Regions from separate parts of the Homo sapiens genome. Here region 2 is linked to region 1. Evidence: read pairs that join two places in POLR2A ChIA-PET (ENCODE). Cell type or tissue: PC-9. All regions are shown on one strand. Links, peaks and the distances in the headings refer to the core of each region. The heading gives the core; the rest is flanking DNA.

The links. Peaks named below come from ENCODE experiments on the same cell type or tissue, not always from the same donor. Only the 100,000 strongest peaks of a DNase experiment are listed, where the experiment ranks them.
Region 2: POLR2A ChIA-PET joins it to region 1 with 10 read pairs; 2 of 35 experiments call an interaction of 5 or more read pairs at or near these places.

Annotation. Positions count from the first base shown.
Region 1 is chr22:33,102,943-33,114,792 of GRCh38, reverse strand. LINC01640 (long intergenic non-protein coding RNA 1640) reads right to left here and starts at 6,264. Exons shown (of 4, transcript NR_134617.1): 1 at 6,168-6,264; 2 at 5,560-5,690; 3 at 4,150-4,384. It also overlaps a transcript of LARGE1 not described here. RefSeq lists an enhancer at 3,355-4,554. In PC-9, for the core only: no CTCF peak of the experiment used is centred there; no DNase peak of the experiment used is centred there; H3K27me3 peaks cover 6,610 bases.
Region 2 is chr22:33,585,522-33,597,371 of GRCh38, reverse strand. The region is part of intron 5 of LARGE1 (LARGE xylosyl- and glucuronyltransferase 1); the gene reads left to right. It overlaps LOC105373007 (a long non-coding RNA gene), which reads right to left. Exons shown (of 3, transcript XR_938183.3): 2 at 10,437-10,529; 3 at 8,308-9,331. Among named protein-coding and RNA genes, the nearest start is that of SNORA50B, 110 kb to the left of the region's middle. In PC-9, for the core only: no CTCF peak of the experiment used is centred there; no DNase peak of the experiment used is centred there.

The DNA of each region.
Region 1 (11,850 bases), core at 1,820-9,819:
CCACTCTATGAGATTATTATCCTCATTTTGCAGATAAGGAAACTATGATTCAGGCAAGTGAAATTACCTCCCTAAGGCCACAGAGCCACTATCTGCCAATGCCAGAGTTCACACCCACTATGTTTAACTCAGTTAAATGTGAACCTGGCATAGAAACACATTTATGCAGTTGCTTCAAAAGTAAGGGAAGATACACAAGAAACTATCAACAATATCTGTCTCTGGATGATGAGTTTTTTTAGGCATAATGCAGTGTGAAGAAGTAGCAAATAGAAGTTAAGAGCTGTGTTGTGGAATTTATAGATAATAATAACTAAACATGGGCATAAGCATGACTATTTTCCAGGCACTATTCTGAGTGTTTCACAGGTGTGAGCTCCTTGAATTCTCAGAACAGATCTGCCTGCCCTGGGAAGTCCGTTCTTTTTCTTCTAATGAACCTTGCTGGGATAAGTTATGTTGTCCTAACAAGACAGGATAGAAATACTACTGCTACCAATTATATTAATATCAGCTATTAGCTATGAGAGAGCAGGTACTATTATAAGCATTTAGCCTCTATTAGCTAATTTAATCCTTGCAACAGCCCATTGTCACTATTAAGATCTCCAGTTTTCGGCCGGGCGCGGTGGCTCACGCCTGTAATCCCAGCACTTTGGGAGGCTGAGGCAGGCGGATCACGAGGTCAGGAGTTTGAGACCAGCCTGACCAACATAGTGAAACCTCATCTCTACTAAAAAAAAAAAATAGAAAAATTAGCTGGGCGTGGTGCTGTGTGTCTGTAATCCCAGCTACTTGGGAGGCTGAGGCAGGAGAATGGCGTGAACCCGGGAGGCGGAGCTTGCAGTGAGCCAAGATCGCAACACTGCACTCCAGCCTGGGCGATAGAGCGAGACTCCGTCTCAAAAAAAAAAAAAAAGAAAATCCCTAGTTTTCAGAAGAGGAGCTGAGGCACACGGCTATATGGCTTGCCCAAAGACATAAAGTTAGTAAGTTGTAAAAGAAGATTTTGAACGAGAGTGTGGTTCTAATGTCTAAGCACACTTCAGTCTACTGGGAGAGAGAATTTGAAACTCAAGTCAGCCCAACCAGTTGGGTCCTTATCCTCTGTAACAGTTGAACCAACTGAGGCATAGGGAGATTAAGTAACTTGTCCAAATGAGCAGGTCATAGAACAAGCTGTGCAACTCTGGGCAAGTCACTTAAGCTCTCTTGGTCTTGGGCTCATTAGTTGTAGAATGGGTAAGTGATAATATGCACACAAGTTTGGGTGATAATTAAATGACGGCTGGGTGCAGTGGCTCACGCCTGTAATCCCAACACTTTGGGAGGTCAAGGCGGGTGGATCACCTGAGGTCGGGAGTTCGAGACCAGCCTGACCAACATGGAGAAACCCCGTCTCTACTAAAAATACAAAATTAGCCAGGCGTGGTGGCACATGCCTGTAATCCCAGCTACTCAGGAGGCTGAGGCAGAAGAATTGCTTGAACCTGGGAGGCAGAGGTTGTGGTGAGCTGAGATCATGCCATTGCACTCCAGCCTGGGCAACAAGAGTGAAACTCCATCTCAAAAAAAAAAAAAAAAAAAGATAATTAAGTGACGTAAATATACATAAGGCTCTAGACTTACTTCCTGCCATATAGTTGGTGCTTAAAATAGTTTCTATTGATAGTTTGAGTCTTAAAATGAGCATATATTCCTTTAAAACCTACAAAAACAACAAAACATTTATATTTTGAGTTGAACCCTAACATGTCATTTCTCTGAGCAACGAGACTTGAATGCATTTAATAGAGCATGACATTCTCTCACTGTATCTTCATTTCTCTTGGATTTTTATTTCCTCTGACCAATTTTAACACCTGCCCTCCTGACATGATGATTGATTTTCCTGGCAGAGAAGACAGAGACAAAGAGGACTACGGTTAGGGGTGGTACTTCTCCTGTGGGCTTTTTGTACCAGACTAAAAATAGCTTTTTCACACATCTGTGCTGCTTGCAGGCTTTTGTTTCCTGACCCTCTTCAAAAGGACTCCAGCCTGCTTGCCCCACCTGTTCACCATTTGGACACATTCTCTTTGTGTCCTAACTCTCAGAAGAGCTCACCAAGAGAGCACATTGACCTCTTTACACAACAACCCTTCCTACCTCTCTCTGTCCTTCCTCACCAGGACTATTTATACCTTTTAAACAAGATTTCAGTCTTGAAAAGGGCCTTTTCTGGCACTCACTGTCTATTCACTTATTTCATTCATTTAAGCAGCATGCCCCGAATGCGCCCTGTGATATTTGCCAACATGACTTCCACTACTAACAATGGTAATAGTCGCTTCCATCTTGCCAGCGCATACGATGTGGCAGATGCTGTGCTATGCGCTGTATATGCATTCTCTCGTTTAATCCCCTAAAAACTCTAGGATGCACATACTATTACTGTCCTCCATAAACAATGGGGAAAAATGTGAGACTTAACTCAGTGAAGGTTAAGTAACTTAAGTGAGGTTAAGTAACTTCCTTGAAGCCATAGCAAGTGGCACAGCCATCCACTTTTCTCGATCCCACTTTTGTCTTTCTGGCTCAGGCCACCACCCATCCTCTGGACTAGTTCATCAGCCTCCTAACTGGGCTGCCAGCTCCAGCCTTGACCCCCTGCAAACTATTCTCTACACAGGCACAGTAAAGTTTTAAAAACACATGTCAAGCTATTCCCTTGCTTAAAACCCTTCAATGGCTCCTCCCTTCTCTTGGGATAATGTGCTAAGTCCTTATATGGCTTTGAACCCTCAGATCTCAAGCCTTCATTTATTTCCCATATTCTACGTTCCAGCTATATTGGACTTTATTTGTCCCCAGGCCTTCCACTGTCTGTTCCCTCAGTTGTAACACTCTTCCTTGCTTTCCACTGTCATTCCTGGGAGAAAATAAAGGCATCTCTCTTGCTTCCCCGCCCCATAATTCCTCCAGAAGCACATAAATTCCTCAGTAATTTCATGCATTTATAAGGTTTCTATTACATCATTTATTTCATCACAACCCCCTACAGATGAGGGAGCTGACCTCAAGCAACCTTCTCAAAATCAGAGTTCTAGCAAGAGGCAGAGGTGGGATGCAAATGCATATGTCTCTCTGACTCGACACTGTGATCTTTCCTCTGATCTTTGTTGCCATGACGTTTTTTGAGGTTAAAAACAACAGTAGATAAATGAGTCTGGACGGGGGGAATTGTCAGTGAGGCTGAAATTAATCCAATCAGCTAGGGGAAAGGAATCTTATCCTATGCCTTTGGGGGTGGGAAGGTCAGGAGTTGGGCTCCAGCTGCAGAGTGGGTTTCTGCTTTCCAAATTAGGGTCTTTTCCTTGCCTACCTTTGTGTGGCTATAATCATAGAAGCTGTTTTATTAACGCCCTTGGTAAAGCCCAGCAAGATGATACATCCTTAGCAACAAAGGGTTAGCTGGGGCCAGTCCTACGGAGTCAGAGTCTCACAAGGGACACTTGGAGGAGAGCAGAAAGGAAATCCACCAAGGAAGCGGCGATCCTGAGAAACCAAGGTTCCAGAAATGGGCTTCAGAGGATTCTTACCACCTCTCCCCCATCTCTCCTCAACCCAGCCCTCACCCATTCACTTGGGGAAATTAGGGAGGTTTGATAATAACTACAACCAGCTCCTCCTAATTAATTGCCAGGTCTCAAAAGTCACTGGTGCCTAGTGGTATGATAAAAGGCTTAGTGTCTTTTATCTGTCTTGGGCCCCACCCAGTTTGGCATTCTTTAAAGCATGCTCAACACACATCATACAGCTTGATCTTTATATAAGCCTCCTAAAAGCAGAGCTTTTTTGTTTACCTCTGCCTCACATGGAATTTTCCCCTTTGTTGTTTTTATTATCTAAGCGATACATATTTATTATGAAAGAAATAGGCCAACAGAAAAGCAATGACTCAAACCACCATCAGCTTGGCATTGTGACTGATGACCAAATCTGCCACTACAACAGAATGCCAAAAACCTCCTGCCAGATGGTAAACAACTAGAAGAACCAAGTCTGCAGCCGTGCATGGTAGGAAGGCACGGATTGGGGAGTAGCCCCAGTTTGGACTTGGACTTGGAACCAAATTCCGCGCTGTGCGAACTGTGCAGAAATTCTTACTCAGACCGTTGGAACAATAAGGACATCTGTTGGCCCACATAGCAGGAAGCTTCAGGATTGGCTTTATCCAGTGGTCTCTGTGATGCTCCTGGCCATTCCCACCGCTGCACCAGTGTCACGCACAAGCTTCTTGTGAGGTGGCTGCAGTATCCCCAGAACTCATATCCACACACAGCAATGTCAGAGGATCAAACTGGCTCCTGCTGATGCTTTCTCCAGAGAGAGAGGACAATATCTGCAGAAGCCCCAGAAAATTTCCCCTTGCACCTTTTTTATTCAAAACGTACGCTCATTTCTGAACTAATCCCTACAGCTGGCAGGATGCTCTGCACTAATTGGCTTAGGCCTGAATTCTCCCACTGGAAATGGAGATGTGATTTCTGTGACTAGCTCACATTAATCAGGCCCCACCCCTGCAGATGGTGTGGGGTAGACATTGCAATGTCAATAGCAATTGTCTGGCCTTGAACAGGTTATTTAACTCCTCTGAGCATCAATGTCCCCACTTAGAAAATGGGAATAGTCAGACAGTTTTGGTGGTGGACAGTATCTGAGATAATTTATGTGAAATGACAAAATTTGATGCTGAACACTTAGGGGATGAGTAAGCGTGTTAGTTCACTTTGCATTGCCGTAAAGGATTCCCTGAGACTGGGTGATTTACAGAGAACAGAGATTTATTTGGCTCACGGTTCTACAGACTGTGCAATAAGCATGCTGCTGGCATCTGCTTCTGGTGAGGGCCTCAGGAATCTTACAATTATGGCAGAAGATGCAGGTGGAGCAGGTGGTGTCACATGGCAAGAGCGGGAGCAAGAAGGAGAGGAGGAGATGCCAGGCTCCTTTAAACAACCAGATCTCCAGTGAACTCATTATTGCAGGGAGGACACCAAGTCATTCTTGAGAGATCTGCCCACGTAATTCAAACATCTCCCACTCCCACTAGGCCCCACCTCCAACATTGGAGATCACATTTCAACATGAGATTTGGAGGTGGCAAACATTGAAACTATATCCATAAGTGAATAAATGTTTGATAAAATCCATTAATTAATTAATGGTAACTTTAGGTAGCAATAAGCAAATAAAGGTACATTTCCTCATCCCCTTCTGGCTGGACCTTTTGGCAGGCGATGACTTAAGAAGGTCCTTGAATCAGGCATGGTGGTGCATGCCTGCAGTCCCAGCTAGTCAGGAGGCTGAGACGGGAAGATCACTTGAGCTCAGGAGTTCCAGGCTGCAGTGTGCCATGATCATTCCTATAAATAGCCACTGCACTCCTGCCTGGACAACAGAGCCAGATCCTGTCTGTTAACTTTTTTTTTTTTTAATTTAAAAAAGAAAGTCCTTGAAACAGAGTTAAGCATGTCAAAAGTTTGCCAGAGAAAGCCCCAACTTTAGCAACCAAACCTGGCTTGTTAGATGGTAGAGAGATGGGGCTCTGTGTTGAGACTTCCTGGGTTTGAATCCAGAACCTTCAAATTACTGGCCAGGTGACCTTTGAAATGTGACCTCCTCTCCCCAAGCCTCAGTTTTCTCCTCTGTGAAATGGGTCAATAAAAGGCAACCTTCATTGAACACAATGTATTGGACAGACATTATTTTAAACATTTCACAGGTAGAATTTTATTAAATCCTTTCCACAACCTCATCAGCTTGACACTTTTATTACCTCATTATAAAGATAAGAAAACTAGGTCATGGGGAGATTAAGCTACTTGCCTAAATGTGGAGCCAGGACCTTAACACAAATAATCTAGCTTCAGAGCATGCATTCATAATAATTAAATTCTACTGCCTCTCAGTAATAATAGTAGACACCTCAGGGGCTTTTTGTGGTGATAAATGACATAATACATATGCAATGCTCAGGAGGCTCAGCAACAGTAGTATAATTGCTAATAATAATATTAGTAATTATTATTATTACTATGTGGAGGTAAATGATGTTTCCACATAAGCTCAAAACTTCCACCCCATTGTCAGAAAAATCTTCGCCATAGAGTTGATGTACTTACAGGATTCTACTAGTTCCCCTGTTTCCAAAGAAAAACTTCAGCTTTCCCTGATCCATCCCCCAACCCCCATCCTTCCTGCCCCACCGTGCACAGGGATGAGGCTGCTCACCCAGGTCTCTGTGACTCTGTTCATGTCATTACTTGTGATGGAACAACAGCTCTCTTCCCACCGTGCTCATGGGCAAACTCCTTTTCCTTCTGCAGAAAAACCACTCCTTCTTCTATGCCCTGGGGTCACTGGGGAGAGCTCTCCACTAACTTGAGCTGTAATCACTTTCAGTTGCACGTGTCTGTCTCCCTCGTGGAGATGGGATGGAGCACTATGTTTAGCCATTTTTCTTTCTCCAGTGCTTGATACAAAGCTGGCATATAATATAAACTCAGTGAATGTTTGTTGAATGAATCAGTGACTCACAATTAGGATGAGTACACGCTGAGTACTGAGTGTATATCAGGAAGCATCCTAGGTGCCTTATGTGCTGCATTACAGTTATAGTTACAACGGCACACATGTAATTTAGATGAAAAAAGAGGGAATCCATAGAACCTGATTGGTGGTTATATAGCGTTTGCTTTATGAATATATAATATAGTACATTTTATTCAGTCTTCCATTTGTTTTATTCATTTTCTATATGCATGATGTCTCAAATTTTGCTTATTTTAATTCATTTTTCAAGCTTCAAACTAAAAAGTTGATGGCAAAAAAAAAATCCCAATGAGAAAATCATAAAATTAAATAAAGCCTTTAAAAATATTTATTTATTTTAGAGACAGGGTCTTCCTGTGGGGTACAGTGGCACAATCATAACTCACTGCAGCCTCAACCTCCTGGGCTCAAGCGATCCTTGCTCCTCAGCCTCCCTAGTAGCTAGGTCAACTGGTATGTGCCACTGTGCCCAGCTCATTTTTAAAACATTTTTTGTAGAGACAGGATATTGCTTTGTTTCCCAGGCTGGTCTCAAACTACCAGCCTCAAGTGATTTTCCAGTTTCAGTCTCCTAAAGTGCTGGGATTACAGGCATGAGCCACTGCGCCTGACTAAATGTAGCTTTTTAAATGATTTTTTTTGAGACAAAGTCTCGCTCTGTAACCCAGGCTGGAGTGCAGTGGTGCGAACGTGGATCTCTGCAGCCTCGACCTCCTGGGCTCCAGCAAGTCTCCTACCTCAGCCCCGCAAGTAGCTGGGATTACAGGTGCATGCCACCACTCCCAGCTAATTTTCGTAGAGATGGGGTTTTGCCATGTTGCCCAGGCTGCTTCCAAACTCCTGAGTTCAAGCAATCTGCCTGCCTTGGCCTCCCAAAGGGCTGGGATTACAGGCATGAGCCATTGCATGCAGTGTGATATTTGGAAATATTAAAATATGTCATTAAATCTTAACATTTGTTTTAATTATGGCTTAAAATGCAAATGTCATTAATAAATGTTTTTTAAATGTTTGAAAGACATTTTGGAAGTGCTGACTGTGGTGAATCTGAGAGAGAGAGTATCATTGAAATAGGACCTGAACTCTTCAGTAATGATTTAGTCTCTTACTCTTTTGCATTAGAAGTATTTTCAGTTAAGTGGCCCCCATCACTGCGTGTGAATGGTTTTTCTCTTAAGTATGGGGAAACTTTGGGATGAAAACCAACCCTGAATTATTCTTGCTGTCTGGGAAAAACTACATGGACATTAAAATGTTAGATCATCTGAAGAAGGTAAATTTTGACCTCTCTAATCATTTCTTACTGACCTCTTTCTCAATAAAACTTCACTGAGATGGGAAAAATCTATTTGGTTGGTGCAAAAGTAATTGCGGTTTTTGCTATTTAAAAGTAATGGTGTGGCTGGGCGCAGTGGCTCACGCCTGTAATCCCAGCACTTTGGGAGGCTGAGGTGGGTGGATCACCTGACTTCAGGAGTTCAAGACCAGCCTGGGCAACATGGTGAAACCCCATTTCTACTAATAATACAAAAATTAGCTGGGCATGGTGGCACATGCCTGTAATCCCAGCTACTCCGGAGGCTGAGGCAGGAGAATCGCTTCAACCTGGGAGGCAGAGGTTGCAGTGAACCGAGATCGTGCCACTGCACTCCAGCCTGGGCGACAGAGCAAGATTCCGTCTCAAAAAAAGAAAAAAAAAAAAGGAATGGCGAAAACTGCAATTACTTTTGTACCAACCTAATGGTAACAGAATTGAATTTCCGGCTAAAGCCCACTCCCACCTGGACTCTTGTGAACCGTTCCTCATTCTGAGCAGCTTGTCCGGATCATTCATTCAGGGCTTAGCAAAGGAGTTTGTGTTGTTAAGCAGCTTTTTGTTTTGTCCACCTTTTCTACTCATACTCTCACCTGCTGGAAAGTGAGTTCCTGAAGAAACCCTGTCTTCTTCACCTCTGTATCCCCAGCCATTTCCCAGATGCCTGGACAGCAGAGGTGCCCAATCAGTGGGTGCTGACTGAACCAGACTCAATGAAGCAACGGCTGCCATAGGCCACGTCGGAATTCCTTTCTCCACCGTTAACAGCCCACATCATTTAGGGCCTGAGAGTGAGTTTGCGGAGCTGCTTGGACAAACCAAAAGAAAGCCGGGGCCAGAAAGAAACTCAGACATCATCTGGCTTACATTTTAATCTTGCAACTGAGAAAAGGTAGACTCTCAGCAGGTAAGGGTATCATTCATTTGACATATCTGGTAAGCAATGAAGTTGAGACTAACCCTAGTGCCACTTGGCTTCCAGCCCAGGCTCCTTCCCCTTTGTCATCAGGCTTTCCTGCTCCGAGGGATGTATGCCACCCCTTTTATACTGGCACAGAACGTTTCCAAGCTGTGAAGCATCGTGCCATCTCCAGGAAGAGGAGCCTGCTCCCAGCCTGGCTTAAGAGAGCTCATTTTTCACTTACAGCTCCTGGCAATAAACAACTCAGGCGCAACGGGATGTTTCTTACAAGGAGCAGCCGTGCAGTGATTGCTCCACTCTGAGGGTCTGACTCAGCCCTTCCTCAGCTTCTGGGCTTATTTTAGCCCCACGTTTCTGGAGGAGGAAACGAGAACATGATCAAGGATGCCGTGGGAAGAGCCTGGGGCCCTCCAGTTCTCTCGGGGAGCCTCGGGAAGCTCCTCGCAGTTTCAGCTACTGTAGAAATTCACAGCCAAGGGCTCCTACAGAATTGGGCTGTCAGCCTGGCCAGCCTGGGCGGGTGGGCCCCGCTGTAAGAAAGCCTGCCATTTGGAAATGAGAATTAGAGCAAAAGGATACATTTGAGGTTGATTATTGACCTGGGAAAGAGTTTCTTTCCCTTCTTTACTAAATGTGGGATAGTAGAAAGAACAAGTCGAGGCCAGGCGCGGTGGCTCATGCCTGTAATCCCAGCACTTTGGGAGGCTGAGGCGGGTGGGTCATGAGGTCAGGAGTTCGAGACCAGCCTGGCCAACATGGTAAAACCCTGTCTCTACTAAAAATGCAAAAAAAAAATAGCGGGGCTTGGTGGCACACACCTGTAATCCCAGCTACTTGGGAGGCTGAGGCAGGAGAATCGCTTGAACCCAGGAGTCGGAGATTGTGGTGAGCGGAGATAGTACCACTGCACTCCAGCCTGGGTGACAGAGCAAGACTTCATCAAAAAAAGAAAGAAAGAGAGAGAGAGAAAGAAAAGAAAAAGAAAGAAAGAAAGAGAGAAAGAGAGAAAGAGAAAGAAAGAAAGAAAGAAAGAAAGAAAGAAAGAAAGAAAGAAAGAAAGAAAGAAAGAGAGAGAAAGTCTATTGAAGTCCCAGCTTCTATTTATGAGCCATGAAAACGGGCTCGAGATTCACCTTTTTGAGACTGGGAACTGTAGGGAAGGAGCCTTGGGCTGGGTCTTGAAAAGACAAGGGAGGAAGGCAGAAAAGTTGTTATAGGCAGAAGAAGAGGTCTCTGCAAATGCCTGCAGATGTGAAAATGCATAACATATTCAGAGAATTGTCTGGAATGGCCTCAGCCAAGTCAGACAGGGAAGATAGATGGGATCAGTGGCAGCCTCCCTACTCTTCCTATAGCACCTCTTGCATATTTCTGCTCACACAGTTGTGCTTAAATCACTCCCCTTACCTGAAGGCTTTCCCAGTTCTCTCCAGCTACCAACTCTTCCCATTGTCACTCGCATGTACCCCATCTCTCCAATGCAGCATTTCTTGCTGCCCTGGGCCACAAGGTCCCCTCCATAGGCCTCTATCAGCATTTACCATCAGTGCAGCTCATTTAGCCCCTAGCCCTTTCTCTGTGTGACTAGTAATACTTTCATCTCCAACAGAAACAGAAATCATTCATGTATGAGCTGTCTTATCCTATCTGTCTTTACTCTTGCTCTGTGTTGATTTTCTATTGCTAGGTAACAAATAATGGCAAACTTAGAGGTCCAAAGCAACTCCCACTTATTAGCTCACAGTGGTATGTAGGTCAGAGGTCCAGCAACAGCATTGCTGGGTTCTGTTTGCAGGGTCTCACAAGGCTGAAATCAAGGTGTCAGCCAGTCTGTGTTTCTTTTTGGATACTCTGGGGAAAAAAATCCATTTCTGTATTAGTCTGTTTTCACTCTGCTGATAAAGACATACCTGAGACTGGGTCATTTAGAAAGAAAAAGAGGTTTAATGGACTCACGGTTCCATGTGGCTGGGGAGGCCTCACAATCACGGCAGAAGGTGAAAGGCACTTCTTACATGGTGGCAGACAAGAGAGAAGTGATAGCCAAGTGGAAGGGGTTTCCCCTTATAAAACCATCAGATCTCGTGAGACATATTCACTACCACGAGAACAGTATAAGGGAAACCACCCCCATGATTCAATTATCTCCTCTCACAACACTTGGGAATTATGGGAGCTACAATTCATGATGAGATTTGGGTGGGGACACAGCCAAACCATATAAACTTCCAAAGTCATTAAAGTTGTTGGCCAAAGTCAGCTCCTTGAGGTTGTAGGACTGAGGTCCCTGTTTCCTTATCAGGGGTTTCTCTTACCTCCTATAGGACACCCACATTCCTTGCCACATGGTCCCCATGGACAGCTCGCAACATGGTTGTTACCTCTTCCAGCCCAGCAAGAGCACATCTCTGACTCCTTCCTCAGTGACCAACCTGAGAAACACTTCTGCTTTTAAAGAGCTCATTTGATTAGGTCAAGTTCACCTTGAATGACCTCCCTTTTTTTTTTTTTTTTTTTTTTTTTTTTGAGACAGAGTCTCACTCTGTTGCCCAGGCTGGAGTGCAGTGGCACAATCTCGGCTCACTGCAAGCTCTGCCTACCGGGTTCATGCCATTCTCCTGCCTCAGCCTCCCGAGTAGCTGGGACTACAGGCGCCCGCCACCACGCCCGGCTAATTTTTTGTAATTTTGGTAGAGATGGAGTTTCACCTTGTTAGCCAGGATGGTCTCAATCTCCTGACCTCGGGATCCGCCCGTCTCGGCCTCCCAAAGTGTTGGGATTACAGGCGTGAGCCAACGCACCCGGCTGAATGATCTCCCTTTTTAAAGTGAATGTGTCATCTCACATAACCTAGTCACGGGAATAATATCCATCATGTTCACAGGCCCAAGGATTATGTAAGGCATCTACACCGGCGGGGCGGGGGGCAGGGGCCGCGGGAGATCCTAGGGGACGTCCAAAAATTCTGCATACCACAACCTCCAAGATCCTTTCTATGAAGGAAGAAGTTTTTTCT
Region 2 (11,850 bases), core at 2,598-10,597, 480 kb before region 1:
TCTTCTGGGAGAGACTGAAGAGAGCATGAAATCATAGGATTCTAGGGTGGGAAGAAGGCTTAATACTTACAAGTTTTTTTTTTTTTTTTTTTTCATGAATTAGGCCAAGAAGTGCAACTGAATTGCCCAACAAGAGATCACATATGTTTCTTTCTAACATATAGCTTTTCCCAGAATGGGATCTGGGTTTTCTGGCTGCTGGGCCTGGTTTATAGTTCAGTGGGGACCACACTTAACAATGGTTGAACTTCAGGTGCTGTGACGAAATGCTCTCATAAGGCTGGAGCAGCTCCAGTGAAGCTGGACCTGCAGAAGAAAGAGAGAAGACATAGATATGTCTCATGGAAGGGCATTATCTGCTCTGGGATGTCCTGCAGAAACATGAGAAATGAAGTAAGGTGTGTGTGGCCTTCTGAATCCCCCAGTTCACTAATAATGTGTTAATACCCAGAGCAATGGACAGAGGTGAATAAATAGCCTATCAAAATGGGTATTTCTGGCTCTCCTTTATTGGTGAAGATTGATTGCAGTTAAATGAGAACTTGTAATGGAAAGCAATGCTTGGCACATAATAGGCACTCAACAAATCTTGCTTTCTTCTTTTTGTTCCTAATGTGGCTGCCTTTCATATATTTAAAGATGACTGTAATTAACTTCTTAAATCTTTTCTAAGCCCACCATGTCAACCCTTCCTCTTCTCCTCCAACAATGACTGCCGACCTGTCATCAGAGGGTCTACATTTTGGCTTATTTTTCTAGAATAGTTGATGGATGTATGCTCTTCTTCCTTCTTTCCTTTGTGGTCCTGTGTTATTCGGCAGGGTGACAGAGGTTAAATATTATGCGCAGGTCTGGAAAAATTACCACTTTCCCATTTTCTTTATTGTTTTATTGGTTCTTGGATTATCTGTGTGGTTTCTGAATACGAAGGCTGGTTCTGCAAGGTCAGCAGTGTACCTCTGGCCTCTGTCATGGGCTTTTCTGTCTCACACAATGAGGGCAAGATCACAGAATGGACATGGAAAAGCATAAAGCACTTGAAAGCATACCTTTGTGTATTTATAAGACTGATGTTTGACTGTGAAATGTTGGACATAGAAAATTTTAGACAATGAATGCAAACTCTAATCTGCATTATAAAATAATCTTTTTATGTCATTTGTTCAATTCACTTTTTACACAGGCAGATTTTTCTTTATTTAACAGTCTTCTAATGAATGGTTCTTGTCCCCTTTTGAGAAGCATAGAATCTTAATTAGAAAGGAACTTGGCAGTCATCTAGCATAACCTTCCACTTTCTTCTATAATATTCTATACAAATGGTCATTAATCTTCTGCTTTTGAATACTTCCAGAGATAAGAGATCATTACCTCCCAAAGGACCCTGTTCCATATTTAGAAACTCTATTAGAAATATTCGCCTTATGCCTTACTGAAATCTTCATCTTTTTCATTCTCCTCATTGGTCCACCTGAGCATTAATGAAGATCAGGTGCAAGCCTGTGTACCATTTGTCTGTTCCCTCATCTGCCTTCTCTACTAGACAGAGGGAACCTAGAGGGCAAGGTCTGTAACATTTATGTTCATGCCCAGCCTTTGGCATGGGCATGGCCAGATTTGGACAAAATCTGGCCAATCCTGGCCTCCAGCAAATACCTGGCTTCTATGTTTTGAGCTACACAGTGTGCATCAACCAGTTGTTTGAAGACCTGACACATTTACTGAGTCCTCTCTTCTTCTCAGTAATCACTACTACATTTCTTCAACTGTACCTGAAATGACAGTGTATGGAGCCTAGGTGACAGTTGACCCTTAAAACATGTCTTCTGACCTGCTTGTGGAATAAATGCCTTCCAGGTTGCTGACTTGCTTAAATGTGCTCCCCATTGTGTCTCCATCCCATAGACAGAGACATTCTCTGTGGTTCTGCAAATCACAGCACTTGGTCTAGATCTGCATATGTGACATGCCCCACCTTGAGCTACAGTTGGTCTGAGCTCAGAGTCTTAAACTCATTTAAAAGCAGTGAAGTGTCCCAACTCACCTTTTTTCTCATCCTGAGCATTGTTTCCTTCTCATTCTTATTTATTGTGGTCTTCTCATTCATACTTCATTTAACTGATAAGGAAATGCTTTATCTGTATCAAAACATCTCTTGTACCCCATAAATATATACACCTACTATGTACCCACAAAAAATAAAAATTAAAAAAAAGAGAGAGAAGTGCTTTCATATACCTACTTTCATTCTGTCCTCCCAAGAACTCCATGCCACAGAGAGGACATGTGTTTTATTATGTTTTATTTCTAAGGAATTTGCCAAAAGAATTAACCAAATGCTGCTAAAGAGAGCAGCATTTGGATGGAGCGGATGCCAGAATCTCGTTCTTGTGAGCCTTCCCTGCAGTGCTATCTCATGCACCACAAGTCTTACCTACCAGAAACTTCTGTTAAGAAACAACTTCAGCGGGGTATGGTGGCTCAAGCCTGTAATACCAGCACTTTGGGAGGCTGAGGCAGGTGGACCACCTAAGGTCAGGAGTTCGAGACCAGCCTGGCCAACATGGTGAAACTCTGTCTCTACTAAAAATGCAAAAATTAGCCGGGCATGGTGGTGGGTGCCTGTAATCCCAGCTACTTGGGAGGCCAAGGCAGGAGAATCGCTTGAACCCAGGAGGCGGAGGTTGCAGTGAGCTGAGATTGCGCCATTGCACTCCAGGCTGGGCGACAAGAGCAAAACTCCATCTAAAAAACAAAAACAAAAAACTTCATTGATTCAAGAGTGTGGTTATAATGACGGAGTTGGGATCAAAACAAGAAAGACCAGAGGTGTTTGACAAATAATGAGAAAGCAATGGGCAGGGTAAACTGGAAATTATGATGAGGTTAGGAAATTTGCACTGAGCACAGAGTCTTTGTCCAAATGTTATGAAAGGATAAAAGGCTAGAGTTGAGGAGTGAGATGTTAGAGATTTGGTATTTTCGATGAGGCCCTTTTTGGGGTTCTTTTTTTGGCATGTTAGCCTGGGATTGAGTGGCTGAGGTGTTGTTGGAAAAAGTTAATGAAAACTATGGGCTCTAGATACTGCAAGGCCCAGGGTGTTGGCTGCTTCATCCCTAGGATGATGAAACTCAAGGAAAATTGTCAAGCACCAAAAGGAATTGTATACCTGCAGATCAAAAGGAGCCTCGACAACTAAGGTAAAATCAGTGATAAGTTGCCCACATTAGTGTACACCCTAGAAAATTATTTGAATTGCAAGGATTAAAACACAATCCTTCTTTTAGGAATAGTAATTCCCATTATTAAGAGTTGATTATTTGCCAACCTAATATGCTTAACTTGCATAATCTTCTTTTATCCCTACCATTTCCTGGCGAGGAAACTGAAGCTTAGGAAAGAGACTTGTTCAGATTACTCAGCGAATGCATTGTGGAACCAAAACATGAATTTTGGGTAGTCTGACTCTTGAGCAGCGCTACCCGATGGAAATAAAACAGCAACTCATCTGTGTGATTTTAAATTTTCCAGTAGTCACATTCTGAAAAGCAAAATAGAACCAGTGCAATACATTTTAATAATACATCTCATTTAATTTTATTTATCCAAAATAGTATCGTTTCAACCTGAGATCAGTATTTTGAGAATTACTGAGATATTTTACAGATTGTAAATATTAAGTCTTTGAAATCTGGTATATATTTTGAACGTCTCACTTTGGACTTGCGTATTTTAAGTGCTCAGTAACACATATGGTTGTTGATGGCTGTGGACAAGGTATGGAACTTGGCTTTTAACACTACGTGGTAATACCAGGGCAGAGGGTGGAGACAAGCTTATTATCTTGGAAGAATAAAAATCCCGCCTCAGCTTCTGTGCTGTGAGAGTAGGTGTCCAAATAAAATGTCTGCAGAGTTTTGAGCAAAATAGACAGAGACCCAAGAATACCAACCAAGTTCTCTCATGTTAATAAGGCAACAGAAAAAAAATGATAGGCTTTGCAGGAACTCAGAAAATATACACCAATAGGCCAGGTGCAGTGGCTCACGCCTGTAATCCCAGCACTTTGGGAGGCTGAGGTGGGTGGATCACTTGAGCCCAGGAGTTCGAGACCCACCTGGGCAACATGGCGAAACCCCGTCTCTACCAAGAAAATCCACAAATTAGCCAGTCTCATAACCTGGTCTCAAAATAAATAAATAGACTTAAAAAAATTTTAAAAACAGAAAAAAGGCTGGGCGCTGTGGCTCACGCCTGTAATCCCAGCACTTTGGGAGGCCGAGGTGGGCGGATCACAAGGTCAAGAGATTGAGACCATCCTGGCTAACACGGTGAAACCCCGTCTCTACTAAAAATACAAAAAATTAGCCGGATGTGGTGGTGGGCACCTCTAGTCCCAGCTACTCGGGAGGCTGAGGCAGGAGAATGGCGTGAACCTGGGAGGCAGAGCTTGCAGTGAGCCAAGGTCACGCCACTGCACTCCAGCCTGGGTGACAGAGCAAGCTCCGTCTCAAAAAATACACACACACAAACAAACAAACAAAAACAGAAAAAAAAAGAAAATATACACAAGTGTATTGTTCTTGAAGAAACTATAGCTTCTTTGCAAGCCACCCAAAAAAGTGATCAAAATGAATATTCAGGAATGAAAAGGTATTGTTATAAAGGGGCAGACAGTGTGTACAGAGTTACACATAGAGTGATATGTAAATAATTGTTTTAAGTCAGTTGCAAGGCTGATTGCAAATGCCGAAAAGTATTTGTCTTCAGAACATACGCAAATAATAAGCTGATCACAGCCATTTTAAAACACACTGGAGAGTATGAGTTGGGTTTAAAAGCTGTTAAATATAGTGGATTTTGTGGGGTAACTTAGGTGGTATCTTTTAACTCTTTACTTTGATTATCCTGGAAAAAAGGGTAAGGTGTTTCTGCAAAGCTCAGACATGACCCCAATGAAATAAGTAGAATTAGATCTAATTTATTAGTGATGATTATTTCAAATGAAATAAAGCCTAAGTAAGAAGCAAAGAAGATGAGACAGAAAAAAATAATAATAATAATAAAATGAACTATTAGATAGCCACATGGGAAAAAATTAATCTTGCTCCTCACTTCATTCCACATACAAAAATTAACTTGAAATGAATCTTAACACCTAAATATGGGAGCTAAATCTGTAGAACTTATAGAGGAAAACAAAGAAAATTATAGGGACTTCAAGTTGGGCAAAGATTTCCTCCCTCCCTCCCTCCCTCTGTCCCCCTTCCCTCCCCTCCCCTCCCCTCCTCTCTCCTCCCCTCCCTTCTCCTCTCCTCTTTCTTTTTTTCCTTTCTTTTCTTTCTTTCTCTGGGTCTCCCTTTGTCACCCAGGCTGAAGTGCAGTGGCAGAATCATAGCTCACTGCAGCCTCAAATACCTGGGCTCAAGCAATCCTCCTGCCTCATCCTCTAGAGTAGCTGGGACTACAGGCACATGCTATCACGCCTGGCTAATTTAAAAAAAAAAAAAAATTTTTTTTTTTTTTTTGGAGAGACGGGTCTTGCTATATTGCCCGTGTTGATCTTGAACTCCTGGCCCAAGCAGTCCTGCTACCTCGGCCTCCCAAAGTGTTGGGATTACAGGTGTGAGCCACCATGCCTGGCAGAGAGATTTCTTAAATAAGACATAAAAAGCACACACTAAATAAGAAAAAAATTGATAAATTGGACTTCATCGAAGTTGAGGATTTTTGTTCTTGCAAAGACATTAATAAGAAACTATAAGGATAAGCTACAGACTGAAAGAAAGAATTTGCCAAGCATCTATCTGATGAAAGATTTGTATCTGGGATATATGGAGAGGTCTTACACCAATAATAAGAAAACAACCCAATTTAGAAATGAGCAACATATTTTAAGAGACATGTCAGCCAAGGAGAGATGGAGTGGCCAATGAATCCCTGAAAAATGCAAATCAATAATGACATCATTAGTCATCAGGGAAATGCAAATTAAAGACCATCCTGAGATACCACTTCACACCCACTACAATGGCTAAGATTAAAAGGACTCACAATACAAAGTGTCAGTGAGGATGTGGAACAGCTGCAACTCTCTGACATCACTGATGGAAGTGAAAAATGGTATACCACTTCAGAAAACAGCTTGGTAGCTTTTTTGTTTGTTTGTTTGAGGCAGAGTCTCACTCTTTGCCCAGGCTGGAGTGCAGTGGCCCCATCTTGGCTCACTGCAACCTCCGCCTCGCGGGTTCAAGCGATTCTTCTGCCTCAGCCTCCCGAATAGCTGGAATTACAGGCACCCACCACCACGCCCAGCTAATTTCTGTATTTTTAGTAGAGACGGGGTTTTGCCATATTGGCCCGGCTGATCTCAAACTCCTGACCTCGTGATCCACCCGCCTCAGCCTCCCAAAGTGCTGGGATTACAGGTGTGAGCCACCACGCCCGGCCTTGGCAGCTTTTTAAAATATTAAACATAACTCACAATATGACCTAGTGGTTCCACTCCTAGGTGTTCAACCAAGAGAAATAAAACCTATGTCCACTGGAAAACTTGTATGTGGATATTCGTGGCAGCTTTATTCATAGGACTTCACTGACTGTCAGCTGAAGAACTGGTAAACAGCTGTGGTATGTCTCAGCAGTGGGAAGGAATGAACTGACGGCACATACAGCAATGCCAGTGAGAAGGTTTGATGTTAAGTGAAAGAAAGCCAGACCGAAAGACTGCATGGTAAATGGTTCCATTGATGTGACATTCTTGAAAGCAAGACAGAGTTAATAGGAGCCAGAGGGTGGTGTGGTGGGACTGCCTAGCAAGGGACACCAGGGCATTTTCGAGGGCGATCAAATTGTTTTATAAAGTGACTGCTGTGGTTGTTGCAAACTGTATACATTTATTAAATTGAACTGTACGTTTAAAAGAGGTGAATTGTGATGATGTAAGATTTTTTTCTCGAAGAATGCATAAACATACTATCACAGAAGTAAAATCAAACATCAATTACTTTAATAAACGTAAATGCTTTAAACTCTTCCATTACTGGATAACAACTTTAATTCTTGGTTAAATAGCAATATGGTGTGAGTGTGTTAATTTTAGACTAAATCAAATACAATAAAATATATTTAATTAGGTACAACTAATAATTTTAAATTGGTAAGTTTAATACCCATAAGAGGATAGAATAGCCGAGTTATTTTCCAAGTAGAAAACTTCCAGATATACTAAGCACAAAACAAAAATTGATAGAAATATATGTTGGGAGAGCTTTGGCCACAGAAAAGAAAGATGAATCATCTTGTTAATGACAGAAATGATTTTTAAAACATAATATCAGTAGTTATTGAACTGCCTATCATATGGAATAAAAATGAGTGAAGTGTTCATCAAAAAAATTACACAAATGATAGATACCATAAAAATTACACAGGCCCTACTCTTGACCACAGTGCAGCGGAACTACATATCAGAAACAAACTATTAAATGGGAAATTCAAACTTCTTGGAAACTAGAGGAGGGTAAAGATTCTTCCTAAATGCTATTTAATCCAAAAGGATATAAAAACTAAAATTATAGTCTGTTTTGGTATCAACAGAAGAGGAACATTTCATAGTAAAGTTTATGGAATGTGGCCAAAGCTGTCACTGGAGATATTTTAATAGCCTCCACTTCTTTCATTATTCAAAAACAAAGGTAATGATAAATGAATCTTGCATTTCATGCAGTAATTGAAATATGAACAATGGTGTGTCCCTAAGGAAAGCAGAAGGGAAGTGGAGTTCACAGCAGAATTCTGTGAAGTAAGAAAAATAATAAACAGAAAAGTAAACAAATATTAATTTTCATTAATTTAAATTAATGAAAATATTAATTTTTAATTAATTAATTTCCATATATAAGAAGATGGCAAACCTCTGGTAAATTTAATAAAACAATGGAGGAAATATTAATAAACAGAACAATGAGTAAAGGTATACAACAATATAAATTTGCAAAATGGTAATCAAAATCAATAGCCAACATTTACTTGTCACTTATCATGTATCAGACATAGTACTAAACATTTAGTGTTATCTCATTGAAATCTCATGACAGATCCTTGAAATTAGTGCTGTGATAATCTTTTACAGAGGAGGAACCTGAGAGTAGAGGCAGCTAGACCAAGACTTCTTAGCTGTGGAGTGGTGGAAACAAGAATTGAGCCCTGCAGCCTAGCCGTGGGCCCTAGCCTTTCCTCCTCACTTACTACAGTTGAACTCTATGGGAAATTCCATGCAGATTTATGAAAGCCTGGAGGTGTAATGTTGTGTTTGCCTGGAAGCAGATTTGCATTTATTGCGGCTAGTTGCCTGAGGCCCTGTCAGTCCTAATCACTTTGAATTAAATTCTGCATTTGAGGTCTGTCAGACACCAGATAGCTTGAGTCCAGACAACACACCACTGTGTGATCCATCTTGAGGGTGCTAATTCTCAGGGAAGGCCTCCCACCCCCACTTTAGTAGTCATCCAGATAAAAATCAGTGTGTTTTCTGTTCCTCCCTTCTGTGTGTGGGGGTTTGTTTCTAAATCACCTTTATACTAAGAGTGTAGGATTCGGGTCCTAACTTCATGCAAAGGTTCTCTCTCTGACTCCCTCTTAAGCCAGGCCATGGGCCTCATCTTCTCCCTCCTGCACCCTCACAGCAGTGAAAGCAGAAGGTCAAGAGCCATTCCCCTCAAAGCAATACTGAGTTTCAGGGATTACTTATATTCTAATTTTCCAACTTGGACTTGCTTTTCATTTTTGTATTTTTGCTGTGATGCCAACTTAAGTTTTATATGCGTGCGTGCGCACACACACACACACACACACACACGCACACATATATGTTCCTTGTTAACTTTTCAAAATGTTTTCACTGTGAGGGTTTTGAGGTTGTCTAGTTCACTATGTTACCTGAAATAGGAATCTCCCTTCCTCATCTTTCTTCTAGAGCTCAGTTAGCATCTCAAGGAAAGTGTTCTGGGCCTGGCATTCTGTTCAAATTTGGGTTCCCCTTCTATAGGTTATCTTTCCACCTGTTACTTCATTTTTTATGACATTGATCCTTGTGTACTTATTTGTTAAATACCTTTGATGCATGGGTATTGGTGGATGTATGTCTCACTTGCCACTGCAGTGTGGAGCCTACGTGGATGGACCCCTCGGCTCTTCTTTCTGCTTCCCAATTCTTAGCATGTGCTTGCTCATAGTTGGCTCTAACCAGGTGTTTGAATGAAGAAGTCTTGGTAAGAATTTTGAGGCTGTTTCATTCAGCACGGAGGATTCCCAGTAACGTTATTTTATCTGCCGTGAACATAAAAAGAGAAGGCCGATAACTTAAGTTCTGGGTATCCATGGTCTCTTGCTCAAGAAAGAATTTCCAACCTGTAGAGAATGAATGGATTTTCCAACAAAAGGCATTAATGTGATTGAGGATTTGGGAAGTGATCAAATAAGATATCACCAGATTAAAAAAATAAATTTTGTATTGATTGAAAGCTTGAATTTAAAAACAGAAACATTAAACAAAACTAGAAGAAAAATATGAAAATGTTGGTCTAAGAATGAGGAAGGTTTCTGTGTGCCTAAGGAAAATGAAAAAAAAAAAATCTTAAAGGAAAACTCCAGTAGATTTGATTAATTGCAATGGAAAAAATCAAGGGGAAAATTCTGAATAAACTGAAACAAAATTAAAGGACAAGTAATAAATTGGAAAAATTGTACTTGAAACAGATACAGCATGTAATACATAAGGAGCTGTTGCAGATAAATAGGAAATACAGACTCGCAGAAAAATGGGTAAAGAATAAGAATAAGGGAACTCGCAAAAAAATGCAAATGGTAAAAATATACAAATATATTCAAAGAAAGAAGAAAATAAGATTTTATATAGGAGTCTTTAAAAATTTTTATTACTTATTAATGGGAAGTATCTATGAGGGCCAACCCTTCTTAAATTGTCTATTGTAAGTCAACATCAGAATACCCTTTTTGGATATTTTGGCAATATCAAGATTCTTAAAAATTATATACAGGTTCTGTGAGGCAGAAATTCTTTGCTCCAAGGAAATAAAGGTGGAATCAAAGGATTTTCATCATGGTATTGTTTGTTTGCAATAGTAAATCTTAGACACAACCTAAATCCCAACATTCATGAAAGGTTAGGTAAAGTATGGTACATCGTTGAAATAAGATAGTTGAAGCTTTTCCAAATCATTTTTAAATAACATTTTATTGATTTAATAGCAACGTTGAATGTTGCTTCAATAAGTGGAAAGGGAAATGCTCATGATGTAATATTAAGTTTAAAATAAGACACAAAACTAGTTCTCTTCAAAGTTTAAAGATGTCTGTGTAGTTATATAATTATTTACAAAGGCAGATCATATGACAGTGTTTAATATGTTACCTCTGGGTACATGTATTCTAGTTTTCTCGTTTTCATTGCATTTTGCAGACTTTCTGTAGTAGCACAATTTTTAAAACTATATTTTTCTCTCGACTGTGAAAGGAGCAGAGGGAGGGAAGGAAAGAGAAGGTAATTAATGACTTCACATAGATAATGGGAATAGTAACCTTGTTGTTCTCAGCTGGGCGCGGTGGCTCACGCCTGTAATCCCAGCACTTCGGGAGGCTGAGGCGGACGGATCATGAGGTCAGGAGATCGAGACCATCCTGGCTAACATGGTGAAACCCCATCTCTACTAAAAATACAAAAAATTAGCCAGGCGTGGTGGTGGGCGCCTGTAGTCCCAGCTACTTGGGAGGCTGAGGCAGGAGAATGGCGTGAACCCAGGAGGCGGAGCTTGCCGTGAGCCGAGAGATCGTGCCACTGCACTCCAGCCTGGGCGACAGAGCAAGACTCCGTCTGAAAAAAAAAAAAAAAAAGAAATCTTGTTGTTCTCCCTGTTTGGGGGCAGCATGGCGTATTCACAGGTGTAAGGGTGCAGCATACCATGGGGTTTGGCTCACCTGCATATGACTTGTGACTATCATGGGTGTCATTGTCTCTGTAAGAAGGACTTGCAAGGGATAATCCAGGTAGAAGAGCACCCACAAACTTATAGAGGCTTTGTGTGCATGCGAGCGCCTACCCTTTTTACTTAGGTCATTTTGGAGGTGTCTTTTGGGAACACGTAAAGAGTAACATCAGGTTTTCCAAGCCAGCTGGTTTCCCTGTGCTACGGAAAAAAATGAAAACTCAACTGGCAGTCCATCCATCTTAATCCTGAAGGAACTGGGACCTTCCCCACTTACTTAACTAGGTGACTCAGAAAATCCTAACGTGATCCAACCCAAACTCCAAACTGGCTAACTTAGAAGTAACAGATGAAAAAGAGAGAGTGGGCCGGGTGCAGTGGCTCACACCTGTAATCCCAGCACTTCGGGAGGCCGAGGCAGGTGGATCGTTTGAGGTCGGGAGTTTGAGACCAGCCTGGCCAACATGGTGAAACCCTGTCTCTACTAAAAATACAAAAATTAGCCGGGCGTGGTGAGCATAAAGGAACCTAATGGGGAGAGGTCACGAAAGACTCACTTTACATCCCTTTGTGCAGCTACAGTGATTCCTCCCTGCATTACCTGTGTGATCAGTTTCCTGATCTTTTATGTTGTGATCTAATATATAACCTGAGTAAAGTGCCTTAAACAATCTACTAATTTTGTGTCAAATATCAAGAAGCCCTTCGATTGGCAGTTCCAAGAGTGGTGGTTATTATCTTGGGAATTTTCGTGGGCTCCTCATGGTGGAGGGGTGAGAATAAATCCAGAAATCTGCTGCCTACAGGACTGTAGATGGGAAGAGGGAAGGCAACCTTATTCTC